Linked DNA regions of Homo sapiens: region 1 is linked to region 2. Evidence: chromatin loops called from intact Hi-C (ENCODE). Cell type or tissue: breast epithelium. All regions are shown on one strand. Each heading gives the region's core, and the rest is flanking DNA. Links, peaks and the distances in the headings are about the cores only.

The links. A loop is a pair of places that touch in the nucleus more often than their neighbours do. Peaks named below come from ENCODE experiments on the same cell type or tissue, not always from the same donor. Only the 100,000 strongest peaks of a DNase experiment are listed, where the experiment ranks them.
Region 1: it touches region 2 in a loop (12-fold over the local background); 1 of 110 quality-filtered maps calls a loop at or near these places.

Annotation. Positions count from the first base shown.
Region 1 is chr1:18,550,252-18,556,868 of GRCh38, forward strand. No RefSeq gene overlaps it. Among named protein-coding and RNA genes, the nearest start is that of KLHDC7A, 73 kb to the left of the region's middle. RefSeq lists enhancers at 260-1,084, 2,634-3,135, 3,136-3,635. In breast epithelium, for the core only: no CTCF peak of the experiment used is centred there; a DNase peak (open chromatin) is centred at 4,550; H3K27me3 peaks cover 1,722 bases.
Region 2 is chr1:17,687,537-17,695,952 of GRCh38, forward strand. It overlaps ARHGEF10L (Rho guanine nucleotide exchange factor 10 like), which reads left to right. Exons shown (of 29, transcript NM_018125.4): 27 at 37-211; 28 at 7,622-7,744. Among named protein-coding and RNA genes, the nearest start is that of LINC02810, 26 kb to the right of the region's middle. RefSeq lists an enhancer at 2,103-2,835. In breast epithelium, for the core only: no CTCF peak of the experiment used is centred there; no DNase peak of the experiment used is centred there.

The sequences.
Region 1 (6,617 bases), core at 1,618-6,617, 860 kb after region 2:
GGACAGGGAATTCCTGGGCTTGGCTCTTGGCCTATATGCGGGCTCTGTAGGTGGAGGCCTCAGTGCAAAGATGTATTCTCCCCTAGACACCAGTTGTGCCACCTCTGCCTCCTTGGGAAGCAGAAGTGGCTATGGTCTGGTTCGGGGAGTGTAAATGGCAATGCATTTAATCCTCACAATCACCATTTGAGGTGATGTCATGATTCTTGCCATTTTCCAGATGAGGAGTCTGAGGCCCAGAGAAGCAGGTGACTTCTCCAAGATCATCAAGTTAGCAGGTGGCGGCACTGGGATTCAAAGGCAGCTCTGTGTGAGTCTGAGGTCCATGTGGCGCCTGCCCATCACACGGCCCACACCGTGCCATGTCATCCCATCCAAAATCCACATCCACTTAATAACAAGGAACACGCAGAGGGCAGAGAGGTCTTCTCACCCAGGACTGAAGAGGCAGGGAGGCCTTTGGGCTCTGAATGGGAGAGAGGGGCAAAGCCAGAGGAAGGACCACCTTTGTGGGACACCTGCGGTGTGCCAGGCACCAGCTGGGCACGCTGCGCACAGTGTCCCATTCATCCTTGTGACGACCTTTTACTACCATGTTACAGATGGGGAACTGAGGTCCACAGAAGGTCATGCAGCTTGTAAATGGCCAAGCTGGGACTGAAACAAAAGTCTGTCGGCCTCCAAGGCCCACACTGCACCCCTCCATCTCAGCATGGTCTTCCAGGGCAACCGTCTCAAGGTCAGGCTGGGTGGGGAGGGGAGTCCACTCCCTGTTGTGGCAAATTCAGCTGGTGGACTCTCATCACAGCCCTGTTCTCACACAGTGCTCTGTGCAGACAGGTGGGGCCCAGACACTGCCAAGCAACTGGTCCACCCCACCTGCGTTCACTGCTTCCTGCAGCCAACAATGTGGAATTATTGCCCACCTGGCAAATCCACCCTTTAGGCCATTTCCAATCCCTCTGTCCCAAGACAAAGCCCCAGCATCCAGCTCCATGGGCTGCCACATCTGGTTGAGAAGTAAAATGCTTTGTTTCATCTACATGGCATAGGCTTTGCAGTCAGACCAAGGTCAAGTCCTAATTCCACAATAACAACCCAAGATAGCTGATGAGTGACTGCTAAATAGAGAACCAAGAGGCAAGGTTATGGATGCTAATGAAATCATAGAAATAGCTGGGCACAGTGGCTCACGTCTGTAATCCCAGCACTTTGGGAGGCTGAGCAGGTGGATCACTGAGGTCAGGAGTTTGAGACCAGCCTGGTTAACATGTCGAAACTCTGTCTCTACTAAAAATACAAATATTAGCTAGGCGCATTGGTGTGTACCTGTAATCCCAGCTACTTGGGAGACTGAGGCAGGAGAATCGCTTGAACCCAGGAGGCAGAGGTTGCAGTGAGTCAAAATTGTGCCACTGCACTCCAGCCTGGGTGACAGAGTGAGGTTCTGAAAAAAAAAGAAAAAGAAAAGAAAAGAAGAGAAAAAAAGAAAGAAGGAAAGAAAGAAAGGAAAGGAAAGGAAGAAAGGAAGAAAAGAAGTTGGGGAGTATGTACACACAGACACACACAACGAGAGAGAGAAAGAGAGAGAGAAATGCCCTGGTGCAGGCTTCTCTCTCCGCTCTGGTAATATCCCCATTTTACAGACAAGGCAACCGAGGCACAGAGCTTTGCCTAACACATGGCAAAGAGGGGGCTAGAACTTGGCTCCTCCATCAGTGGAATTCACACTGGGTCCCAGGGAGCCTCAGACTTCACAGAGATGCCACAGGGAGGGGAGGCGAAGCCAGTCGGGCAGAGGCTTCATCGCCAGAACAGCTTTGCTTTGGTCTGCACCTGTTGGGGCTCCGTGTCAAGTTTTATTTGAAGAAATGGTTTGCTGCTTAAGGAAAAATCTGAAAGCCAAGGCACCGCTGCTCCAGGGAGAGGCCGCGGTGGCCTTTGAGGAATGAGAAGGTCAGGATGACAGTGGTTAAGCCTCAGGAAATCAACTACCCAAAAAGCGTGCACCTTATTTCATCTACAGAGTGCCCTCGCCTCCCCAAGGACCTTGTGCCTATTTTCTCTCCTCTGTCTTCTACGCAACCCTCCCTCACCGCCGGCTCTCTGCTGCAGGCCTTACCCCTTAAGACTTAGAGAATAGAGAAGCCATCAGATGCAAACCCACCATCATGTCTTCCTCCTGCCCCACTGCAGTTGCCCCCTCCTCTTATAGGGAGAAAGTCCCCCCCAACTCACTGAAAGCCAGTCTCTCCACCTGGACCCTGGGTCCCACTAGGAACCCCCTCCATGCCATATTTCACTTACCTCCCACGTCTTCAGTCTGTCCCCTTCCCGGACCCTTCCCATTAGCTTTCAGAAATGTTCTGCCCTCTCTCTTTTGTCAGGACACCTTCCCTTGAGCCCTCATGGCTCCCACACCTGCCTCTCTGTCTCCTCCCATCAGCTGCTTAGCCCCAACCCCAAAGGCCCCCACCCACCAACCTCACGTTGCCAAATCCAACAGGCGCCTGTCAGCCTACCCATCGGGAGCTCCCAGCAGCATTTGGCCGGTGGAGGTTCCCCTCTTCTTGCAACGTGCTTTCCCGGCATCTGCACCTCCCCTCCCTGGTCTCTCCTTCTCGGTCTCCCCAGCTGTCCCTGCCCCTCCACACAACTCCTAAGGAGTGGCCTTCAGGACTGGGCCTAAACCATTTTCTCCCGGAGTGATTTCCTCCATGTGCATGGCCTGAAATGCCACCTGCTCACTGATGACTCCGAAATTTCACCTGTGCATGAGGCACTGACAAAATCACAAGCTTGGTGTCTTTAATCTGTTTCCTGACCCCACCTGGATGTCCCAGGGGCACCTCAAACTGGCTGTAACCGGAACTTCTGATCTTGTCCTGGGATCTTCTTGGCCACCCCTCAGACTCCCCACCTCTAGCTTCTCCCACCCCAGCACTCTGTCCAGAAACCCACACCCTCTGCAGGCTGCCTGACCCCTCCGCTGGCCCTGCCAACCCTGTCTCCAAAAGCATCCTGGAACCATCCACTGAATCGCTGCCACCCCCACATAGCCCGAGCCACCATCATCTATGGCTCAGAACTGCACAGGCCCCAGCTGTGCCCTCTGCTTCCCCTCCAGCTCTCCCTCCAGTCCCTCTCCACAGGGCAGTCAGAGGGGCACTATGAAAACAAAATCTAGTTCGTGGGGCTGCTTCTCCCCACTTCAGCAGCTCCCTGACCCCGTAGTGTGGCTCTGAGGCTCTGCCGATCGGCTCTGCATCCACGTCCCTGGGCTCACCTCTCGCTCTTGCCGTCGACACATGGTACCCCCTTCAGCCAGGCATCCTCTTGCCACAGGGCCTTTGCACGTGCGAATCCCCCTTCCTGCCCCAGCTCCAGTGCCACTGGCTCACTGTCCCTTATTCTCAGGGGTAGGAAAGTCTCAGCTCTAGATGAAGTCAAATGACCCCATCTTTCAACTTCTCCAAGGCCTTCCTCCCTTTAAACCAATCCAAGCAATGTCTCCTTCCTCCCTGGACCGAGTGCATCATGATGAGGTCGAGAGCTCCATCCATCTCCTCGACATGATACCTGGCACTTAGCACTGTGCCCAGCACCGAGCTCATAATGGGTACCCAATAAATCCTCACTGGGTGAATAAGTGACTTAGAACAACCCTCAGAGCTCTCTAGGGGCTGCCTTGGGGCACAGTCAAGTGAGGAAGCTGGGCAGGAATTCTCTCCATTCTGCAGATGGGAATACTGGGGCTCAGAGAGGAGTGGCAACTTGCCCTCAGAAACACAGTTAGGATATGGTGGGCCATGACACCGAGCCAGGTCCATTCAGCAAGCCCTGGGGCTCAACCTATATAGATCCTGGTGACCTCCCTCCCACCTGACTTTGACAACCAGCTCCAATTAGAGTAGCATCATAAGCTGTGATAGATCCACAATTGGTTATAGATTTAACTAAGCAAACCATGTCCCAAACCGTCTATTGTGTAATTGGGCGCATAAGACACATTTTTCTTTGCCGTTCAGTTACAACTTAATTTGCCAGGTCAGCAGTTCTGCCTAAAGTCACGGGCAGCAGCCTGGTTATGAATATCAACTGATTCTCCCAGCACTGCTCAATGAAATGGAATTCATCAGCACTTACCCAGGGATGAGTGTGATAGAGGAGGAAACTGAGGCACGGAGAGGGGAAGTGACTCACTCCAGGCCACACAATCAGTAAGTGCTGGAGCTGGAACTGGAATTCAGCTCATGTCTCTCTGGCCTCACACCCGACACCTCCCCTACTGCCCCGCACTACACATGACTGCTTCATTTGGTTTTGATTTTTTTTTTTGTAAATATAAGGCTTCTCTGAAACGAACTGCTTCCCTACATCTCAGGTCCAGAAAATAAGCATCACTTTATATCCAACTAGATTGTAGCACTTAGTTACCATGTTTTTGGAGTTGTTTATACCCATCCCCTTTCTCTATCCTGCACTCCTAGCCTGTGACCGGGAGCTCCTGGTGGGGGCAGGGACTGTATTTATCTTGGCATCGAAGGTGCCCTGCACAAGTTTAACCTGAGGAAGCCAATCCCCACGGGTGCTTCCTGGATGGAGTCGTTACTTTCAGAGCAGTCACTTTGTATATTATTAATAGTGATGGCGATGAAATATTTATGAATGAATGATGGGATGTTTGAAATTTGCTTTAACTTAATAACGGACAAGAGGAGAGGATGGGGGTGTGAAGGGGACAGAACTGAAGAGGGGTTGGTGGCGAGTGGGGCTGGGGACTGGGTACATGGGGGTCCTTAGACACCCTGTCCGTTTTCATGGAAGTTCAAAATTCTCCATAGTCAAAATATTTTTAATTAAATATCCTTCCCAAAATAATACTAATCATGGCAATGGGAGTAGCTAAAAGTGAAGTAAATGTGATCATTTGTTAATCACTGCTCACGTGCCAGGCTCTGTGCTGAGATTCACACGTGTCAGCTGATTCCATCCTCATGTCACTGCTATAAATATTTTGTCTGTGTTGCACCCAGGAAGCAGCAGGTCACAGACAGAGATCTAGAGATTCAAACCCAGACCTGTCAGGGACCAACGTCCACAGTCTCTACCCACAAGCCACATTGCACATGGCCTTGACGCTGTCAGTGATGGAGACATTCTGGCCTGTATTTTGGGAAGGGGCCTCCGAGCCAGCACCTTTCCACTGGGGGCCTGTACCTTTATCCTTTAAAGGGAGTGATGCTGATTTTCTGAGTCATCCAGGAATCACTTGGAGCTAAAATCTCATGGGCCAGGAGGGCTGTCAAGCTGGACAAAACTGCCTTAGGCCAAGACAAGCAGCAGTCATGAGCGCCCGGGCCTCCTGGCGCCAGGCTGCCACAGCTCTTCCTCTTTAATAATTCTGAAGTTCCTCCCGCCACAGGTGCCCCTGCTTCCACCCAGGTTCAGGCCTCAGCATTGCTCACCCAGGTCACCCTCTTCGTTGGTCCACCTACCTCCCACCTGGCCACAGTCTGTTCTGACCTCCCCACAGTCAACGGAGACTCAGTCTAGAACCCAAAAGTGACGTACCCTATCCCTTCCCAAGCCCTGGGAGATGAAGCCCAAATTCCTTAGCATGGCCCTGGGCAATCTACCTGCTCCCTATCCTCTTGCCCCTGACCTTCCAGCCTCATTTATCTTACTTGCCCACCTCTTACCACTCCCTGCCATGCATTCTCTTCCCCACCCCAGCCAGACCGGACAATCTGCAGGCATACAAAAGCCCCACATTCTCGTATCTGGATGGCTTTGCTTATCCTATTACTCCATGTAGCTGGGACAACACTTCCCTCCTTAGCTGCTACCTCTCCCAACCTGACAAATGTCTAATCATCCTCTAAGACTCAGCTCAGGTGTCACCTTCTCCAGGAAGCCTTCCCTGATGCCCCAGGCTGGGGACAGGGGTATGTTCCTACAGCCCACTATGCTTGCCTCCAGCCCTGCACAGCAGCCTGGGTTATACACACCTGCTGCTCTGTCTCCCACTCCAGCCAGGGCACTTCTCCAAGGCAGGGACCCATCTCTGTGCCCCCAGAGCCTAGCACTAGGCCTATGACACTGTAGCTGCTAAACAGAGCCAGGATGTGCAAAGGTAGCCCGGCCATTTAGTCTTTCTGAGCCTCGGTTTTCTCATCTGCAAAACAGGATTAATGGCACCTACTGCATAAGGATGTTTGTTCACTCAGCAAATATTTATTGAGCTCCTATAATGTGCCAGTCTCTAGGCCCCAGGTTGATAGCTGAGAGCAAAGCTGGACGAATTCTCATGAGCTGACATTCCAGCAGGGGGAGACAGACAAGAAATAAGACAAACAAATACAATGTAGAGCAGCAGTCCCAAATTTTTGGCACCAGGGACCAATTTCATGGAAGACAATTTTTTTCAGGGACTAGGAGATGGGTGGGTGGGAAGGGATGGTTTTGGAATGATTTGAGCACCTTACATTTATCGTGCACTTTATTTCTATTATTATTACATTGTAATATATAATAAAATCATTATACAACTCACCATAATGTAGAATCAGTGGCAGCCCTGAGCTTGTTTTCCTGCAACTGGATGGTCCCATCTG
Region 2 (8,416 bases), core at 1,931-6,930:
CCAGCCAGTATCGACACTCCTCCCTTTGTGCCACAGCAAAGCTTCGAGGCGCACCAGGACGAGGCAGTGAGCGTGACACACATGGTGAAGGCGGGCAGCGGCGTCTGGATGGCCTTCTCCTCCGGCACCTCCATCCGCCTCTTCCACACTGAGACCCTGGAGCATCTGCAAGAGATCAACATCGCCACCAGGACCACCTTCCTCCTGCCAGGTGAGGCTGCCTCGGGCACGGGGGAGCGGACAGTCACAGAGCACCTTCCACGGCCAGGTAGTGGTGTGACCTGGGCAGCCCATCCCATTTTCCCTCATCAGCCCTGAAAACTGGGGCTTTAATTTGGGGCACTCCCCAGGAAGTGGTGGGGTTGGGATTCACACCTAGGACTGTCATCTCAAAGCCCCTGCCTGTCACTGTGCCCAGCCACCGCATCACAGCAGCCTGGGGCGCTCAGGAAATGGCCCCCAGCCCACTGGACCCTCCAAAGTCAGGCAGCTGCTAAGGAAAGGCCAAGCTGGGCAGGAACCCAGGCCTTTCATTCTGCCCCACTGCCCAGGTTGACCAAACACCCAATTCTGCCTCAAATGCCCTGCAGGATGAGGTGATGGGAAAGTGAGAAAGCCAACGGGTGGTCTCTGTCCTTGGAGTTTTTTCTGAGAAAGGCAAATTCCCCTCTTGGGCCTTCTAGTCTGTGGGTTTGGATGGCATCTGCTGTGGCTGGGGCCCCTCCTGCGTAGCTGTGTGTAGATGAAGTGGACAGGATTGGTGGTGGAGGGGAATGGCGGCGAAGGATTAAGGCTGGAGCTCACCAAATGCCCCCCAAGGCCTCCATGGAATTGGCTCTCAGCCTTTCGTTGCCATCTGCTGCTCAAGATGCAGGCACCATGCCCATCCTCACCCCAGCTGGCTTCAGAGCAGACCACGGGGCCAGCAGGCATCAGCTAACCTTGCTTCCCTCCTTGGCCCAGCTTCCCCCAGAGAGACTGACCTGCGGCCAGTGTGGGAGGGTGCAGTGGCTCTGTCTTGTCCCAGTGCCCCAGGCAGGGCTGGGTTCAGCAGCTGGGAGAGCCAAAGGGCCCTCGGGCCAGGGAAACACAGCCCGTGTGGCAGGTGGGGGCCTGGAGCTGATTGTCACAGGACCTGGCAGATGGGCCATGGCAGAGGCTGGGAGTGGCCATATGCCCAGCAGGGTTGAGCATCCTGTCTTCTGGGGCCATACTGAGGGCAGGCATGTTAGCCAGCACTGCAGGAGCCTTAGGGACCTCTGCCTACCCCAGGGGCCCGGTCCCTAACTCCCTCCCGAGGCCCTGGAAATCACCCTGGTTTCTGCTTCCCTCTAGCCAGTCACGATGGTCCTTGAGTCTGAACTGATCACACGGGGATGGTGGTTACTAACAACACAGTCCACGGCAGTCACAATGGTGTAATAACTGCCACCCTGCCCGGGCCTGAGGTGATGAGGCCCCAAGTGCTTATGTGCAGGATCTCATTTCACCCTAACCCTGCGAGCTGGGGATTATCCCCACATTACAGATGCAGACACTGAGATTGGTTCAGCAGGCCGGGCGTCTTGCTCGTGGTCATGCAGTAGACCAGAGGCAGGACCACAGTCACATCAGGCCGGACTCAGTCCAGCATCCTACTGTATGTAATGGAGAAAGAGAGTTGGCTTGAGGCCTGGCTTGGCCAACACACAGTATCAGACAAGTCCCTTAATCTCCCGGAGCCCCTCATCCCTCTGTAAGATGGGATGTAGGTCCCAGCTCAGGGACTGTTATGAGGATAAATGCTGGTGGGCTGGGAAGGTGGCTGTCCTGGGCCGGCAGGGTGGCAGGTGCCCGATGAGACTGAACCCTTCACTCACGTTCTCCTGGGGTGTGTGAGAGGCTTGATGGGACCTGTGTTTGGGTTGCCTCCTTCCCCCTCTCTCCCTCCCTCCCTGCCTCCTTCCCCTACCTCCCTCTCTCCCTCCCTGCCTCCCTCCCTCCCTCTCTTCTTCCCTCCCTCCCTCCTTCCCTCCCTCTCTTCTTCCCTCCCTCCCTCCTTCCCTCCCTCCCTCTCTTCTTCCCTCCCTCCCTCCTTCCTCCCTCCCTCCTTCCTCCCTTTCTTGTTTCATAGTATTTAGCCATTATACAGGTTCAATCCATTTTAACTACGATAAAAATGTCTCTGTATCACAAAACTATCTCCACATTTCCTCTGATAGCTAAATTATTTCAAGTTAGTGGAACAATGAAGAAATGGATAATCTCATGGGCTTTTAAAAATCTTTGGAATCTCGTCTTGTCTGCGCAGAGGAGAGTGAGAGAGAGTCAAGCTGATCAAGTGGTGGGAGGCAGGATGTGTGGACAGACCTGGCTGTAGTTAGAACAGCCACTCCTGCCTGTACAACCCTGACTTTACTGTGTTTCACATGCACCTTCACGCCCGTTGTCTTACTTACTCTTTGCAGTTACCCTTTAAGGAAGGAAGGGCATTCGTTGTTATGATGATGATTTGAGGGCCAGGTAAACTGGGGCTCAGGAGGTGAAATGACTGGTCTGCTATCGCAGTGCTGATATGGACAGAGCCAGGAGCAGCCCCACGGACTCTCGTTAGAGCTTCCTCACACTTACTGTGTAGCCTTGGGCGGTTGTGTCCCTGTCCTGGGCCTCAGTTTCCCCATTCATATAACAAAGGGCTGAGATTTGAGTCAGCTTGGCCATGCTGGGTGGGGTACACCAGAGCCTGGAGCCAGAATTCCTCCTGGAATCCCTCCCCTGTCTTCCAGCTCTGACTGGGAGCACTCAGAGCACCAGCTTCCCATCCTCGGTCCCTACCCCGCAGGGCAGGTGTAGGTGTTGTGTGAGACAGTGTGAGGACAGTGCCCACAGTCCCCGTCTCAAGCCAGCAGCGGTCCATGATGGTGACATTTTGCCGTCATCGTCTTTACGGCATACCCGCCCTGCATCTCCTGCGAGGGCTCCTTGCCCCTCCTAAGACCCTCCAGGTCAGTGTGCCATTCCTGTCGCATCAGCTGCATCAGTGCAGACAGAGGTGACCGCTCTTTTGGCAGACCTCCCTGAGGCTGAACCCTGGAGAAGGCTGGATGTAGGCCGAGGTTCCAGAGTGTGGGGTTTCCCGAAGGTTCCCTCTTCCCTCAGGCCTGAACTTTCCCAATCAGTAACCCAGTGGAGCCTGGGGCCCTGCCAGACCAGTTCCTCCTGACCCCTCATATCTGAGAGTGGCTCCCTGAGCTCCAAGCTGAGCCAGAGCCAGCCCCAGCCACCATGCTGGGGACCAGAGCGTGGGGGGCAGCTGCAGATCCACCCCACGTTGTGCCTTTGCAGAAGCGCAACACAGCAGGATTCTTAAGTTCTTTATTAGAGATATTTTTAAAAGGCTTTTAAGTATTTTTTTCTTCCCCCACACCAGCAAATGAAATAATTGCATAATTAGTAATAAATTTGTTCCTACACTAAGTGTGGATTTTTTTAGTGTGTGTTAACAATTTATTGCACTTCCTTCCCCTGACCCCTTTCTTCCACTCGCATACTCGACTGGTATTAATGCATTTTTTAACCTAAACTCCCTCCTCCTTTTAACCAGACAGGTCATTAATAAAATGTTCTCCAAGAGCCTGAGCTTTTTAAAGTTGTATATCTCCAGATAGATGGCTTGGGTGAGTTGAACACTGCCGCATTAAGTCTCTGTGATAAAATATTTATTCACCATTAGAATTTTTTTTTTCTTTCGGACTGTTTGTGAAGTGTCTTGCTCTTTTCCTTGAGGTGGAGGGGGAGGGGGAAGGCCCCAGAATGAGGTCTGCAGATGAAGCCATTTCTCAATTCCGGCATCTCTTTCGGTTTCTTGCTTGCCTTCCTCCCATTTGTCGGTTTTGCCGTCCAGTGGGGGCTGGGAGGATGCAGGGGCAGCAGGAAATGGTCTCCTGCCGGTCTCCATGCCCTGGGGGTCTTGGAGAGGGAGGCGATGAGGCTTGTGGAATGAAAAATTCACCACTGTCCCCTCTCTTGGCTTAATTGTTCTTGTGGGTTTATGGCTCTGATGGAGCTGATCTTAAGACATTAGCGTCCAGATCCTTTTAATAATCATAAACATTATCCTAATAGCCTCTATTTATTGATTGTATACTATGGGCTAAGAGCTGTGCTCAATTGTGTATATATATTATATGTATATATATATGTGTGTATATATTTAATATTTCTAATAATTATAAAATTGAGCAAGGCAGGTTTGTAGTACTCATTGATGGATGAGAGAAATGATTTGTCCAAGTTTTCTCCTTTCCTTCATCCATCCATCTGTCCATCCATCCATCCATTTACTCATTCACTCACAGATACTTCTTGAGAGTCTACCATGAGCCAAGGTACTTGGCCAGGAGTTGGGGAGTTAACCATGAGCACACAGATAAGTCACTGCCCTCACAAAGCTTGTCATAAGTAAACAAATAGCAAAATAAGGTCATCACAGACCTTGACCAGGGCTAAGAAGAGAAGTCAGCTGTTGAAAGGGGCTCATGGCCTGAGCCTCCCATGTTGGCCAACTCCAGGAGGGCTGGGGGCCTGACCCTGGACCGGAGGCTGCCATCATAGTTCTGAGCCTTCACTTTTGGAATGGATTTAGGTGTGGGAAATAGTCCCAGCTCCACAGACACCCAGGTACTGTTTGTGAAATAGCCCCTGTTGGCCAAGGCTGTAAGTCACTAGTGGGCTTTTTTTTTCAGCCTAGTTTGCATTTCCACATTGCAGGGACGCTATGAATGTGATTTTTTGAGTTTGCATCATGTTGCCAGACTCGAATCCCACCGCCTGCTTGATAGCTCCATTCGGGTGTGTCTAATTTGTGTCTCAGACCACACATCCAACCAGGAGCTCTGGGCTTCAACCCCCAAACCGGCTCCTTTGCCATCCCAGGCCATGGCACTGCTATGCACCCAGCTGCTCCAGGCAGAGGAGCCTCAGTGCTATCCTGGGTTCCTTCCTCTGCTCCACCTCTGCTCCCCTCTCCCAGCAGCTCTGTCGCTCTGCTCCAAACAGGTCTAAAACAGGTTGGGCTCTCCTCACCTCACTGCCGCCGCCCTTCCCACCTGGGCAGCTGCGGGAGCCCCTGCTGGGCTCCTTGCTCCTCCCACTCCCACCCTCCACAACTGTAGCTAGAACGTTCCACTCAAATCACGTCACGCTACTCCCCTGCCTAGGCCTTCCGGTAGCTTTTCACTGCAGCCAGAATTATGAGCCCCAGTCCTGGCCCTGACCCATCCCCTCTTCTGACCATCTGGAGTCTGCCTTCTGTGCCCCAGGTGCACTGGCTTCACTCTGCTCGGCGGACTGGATGAGCTCATTCCTGTCACAGGGCCTTTGCATGCCCTGTCTCCTGGGCCTTGGCTCAGGTCTTGGTGTGGCCACCTCCGCCTTGTCACCCAGCAGCCTCACGCCTGCCTCCCTATCCTTCCAGGAAGTAGAGGGAGGCCTGAAGACCCGGGAATCCTCCACTGGCTCTGCCCTGTCGCCCTGTTTCAATCCTCTGCCTGGTGTTTACATCCCTTGTTTCTGTTTTTGTTTCCTGTATCTCCTCTCTACACCTCTGTGTCTAATACAGTAGCCATTATTACAATGAAAGAAAATAACACATTCAGTCCCTCAGTGCCACTAGCTATATTTCCAGTGCTCGGAAGCCACATGTGGCTGATGGCTGTCAAATTGGACAGCACGGTAGGGAACATGTCCATCATCAAAGAAAGTTCTAGAGTGTCTGCTCCTTAAGACAGGACTCTATGTACATGGTCCCAGCTGTGCCCCCAGCACCTAGTGTGGGGTCTGCCATGCAGTAGGCATCTGGGAGGTAAATGGATTGGTGATGGGATGGCACACTGTGTTAGGCAATGCTGGGTGTACCCCGAGTCGGTAACCTGCCTTTTGGGGTGAGAGAGCCACACCATTTCTCTCTGTGCCTGCACTGCAGAGGAAGCACATACACCCACATGTATGGAGTTGAAGTGTCATGCCCAAGGAGGGAGAGGTGATGGAAGCACTGGGCAGTGGTGAGCAGCAGACCTCAACTCCACCCCACCCTGCACTCACCAGGTGGGGGACCTCTTTGAGCCTTAACATCCGTGCCTGGAAAATGGGGCCGGCATTTGTGTCTTGCATACGTCTTGGCTGTTGCAAGCCTTGTGTCAGATGAGAGCAGGTATACGAGTGCTTTGGAAACTCCAAAGCTGTGTTTTTTCAAATGTGATCCATGGACCAGAAGCAGCAGAAAGTGGAAACCTTCTGGAATGCAGCCTAAGCCTCTCCCAGAGGGCAGCAGGATCAGGGCAAGAAGGAGACAGCCCTTTAGAAAGGCAGCTGCCCAGTGAAGCCTAAGGAAGTGTGGCAGCGCCGTCCACCCTGTGTGTGACATGGTGGAGGGTCTGTCCCTGAGCCGGCAGCCTGTACCCCACGCCTCTCAGCCCCCTCAGAAAGCCTCCTGCCCCCTGCACTCCCAGCCTCTCCCTTGTGCCCATTCCCATTGCTAGAATTGTTGGCAACAGTGCAGCAGCAGCGATGACAGCAGGTAGCGCCCATTTTGCCATGTGCAGGCACGGGGTTGTTTTACGTTCATTCATTTAACCCAATGGAGAGTATCTGTGTTCCAAACATCAAAAAGGGACAGTAAAAATACGGTCCTATAGGACTGCCATTGTATACATGGTCTGTTGTTGACTGAAAGGTCATTATGTGACATGTGACTGTATTATCCTTGGCCCCTTTTACAAGTGAGGACACCATGGCCCAGAGGAGTTTAGGATGGGCCCCAGGTCATGTAGCTGGAGAGTGGCAGAGCCAAGGTGTGAATCCCGCACCTGGCTCTGGAGCCCTGTTCTCAGCCACCGTGCTGGGCAGCCCACACCTGGCATCCTCTCTGTTAGGAGCAGGGGCCTGCCCCCACGCCCTCTCTGACATTGCTATTCTTGCTAAAATGAAGAGACAGAGCTGAGGGGAGAGCTAAAAAGAATGAATCTGGACTGGCATCAGAAACATGCTGCTTCCCACCAGCGAGTTTTGTGCTTCACTCTTGGGCCCAGGGCCTGCAGGGTGTGCTGTGACCTCATCTGAAGAAGCACCCACACGGGCAGGCCCTGAGGGGCTGCAGCAGAGCCACCTCGATGCCTCTCGAGCCCCACCCGGCCCTACTTATGCCTTCCATCTGCACCAACACCGATGAGAAGCTTGCACCTCCCCAGTCTTCCCTGGTTTTGCTCGTAGCTGGCTGGCTGGATCCCTGCATGGATTGCCCTTGGACAACCCTTTGTGCCGGATGACCTGGCCGCCGTGTATTGAGAGCGCACACAGACCAGGCGCTGTGCCTGTGGTGTTCCCCCAATGCATCCGTATGGCAGCCCCACTTTACACAGGCGGAAACTGAGGCTGGTTAGGGGAGTGCTCAGCTGCAGGACCTCGTGGCCAGACCCCAGGCAGGTCAGCCTCCAAAGCCCCAGCTCTTCCCCACCCCACCGCCCAACTTCTTGCTGGTTTCAGGGGAGGAGCCCGCTGTGCCAGGCCCTCATCTCGTGGTGGTACCCAGAGCCCATGCTGTCTCCCCAGGAGGGCACTGCTCAGCCGCCCTCTCTTTCTGCAGGCCAGAAGCACTTGTGTGTCACCAGCCTCCTGATCTGCCAGGGTCTGCTCTGGGTGGGCACTGACCAGGGTGTCATCGTCCTGCTGCCCGTGCCTCGGCTGGAAGGCATCCCCAAGATCACAGGTGAGGCTTTGGGAGCTGGTGTTGGCAGGACCAGGGGGTCAGCTGCAGGTGGCCAGTGGGGCTTGGCGGGGAGGGTGTATTATGCCCTCATTGGTATAGGGATGGGGTTCCAGTCTCCAGCTTCCTCTCATCTCAGGTGGCATGGTGGCCAGTAGAACTGAATCGTCCTGGCCCCAGTCTCCCACCTTTCTGAGTGTCAGTTTCCTAATCTGGCAGATGGACACAAGAGTGGCTTGGGGCCTGGCTGAGACACCTGCCTAATGGCAGGGGCTCCACTGGCCCTTTCTGCTGCTTCCCATAGCAGTTTCAAGATGTCCAGGCTCCAGAGAAAGAAATAACTGAGTGCTTCTGGGGCCAGGCCCGGCCTGCTCGTGGGGTCCATGTGCAAATGAATGTGTTCACATAGATCAGAGGAAGGTCTGCTCTGATCTGCACTACTGGGCCCAGGACAACAAGGGCAGGATCAGAGAAGACCCCCACACTTGGATGCCTGGAGCTCCGGGTCCCCCTCCACCACCCTGAGAATGATGACTGTGGTCTTTTCCAGCAAGGGAGCAGGGCCAATAGGAAGCCCTGGGGGTGGGCTGGCTCCCTGCGCAGACCTCAAGTCCTTCTGATAAAGAAGAATTGCTTTGGCTGGGCGCGGTGGCTCACACCTGTAATCCTAGCACT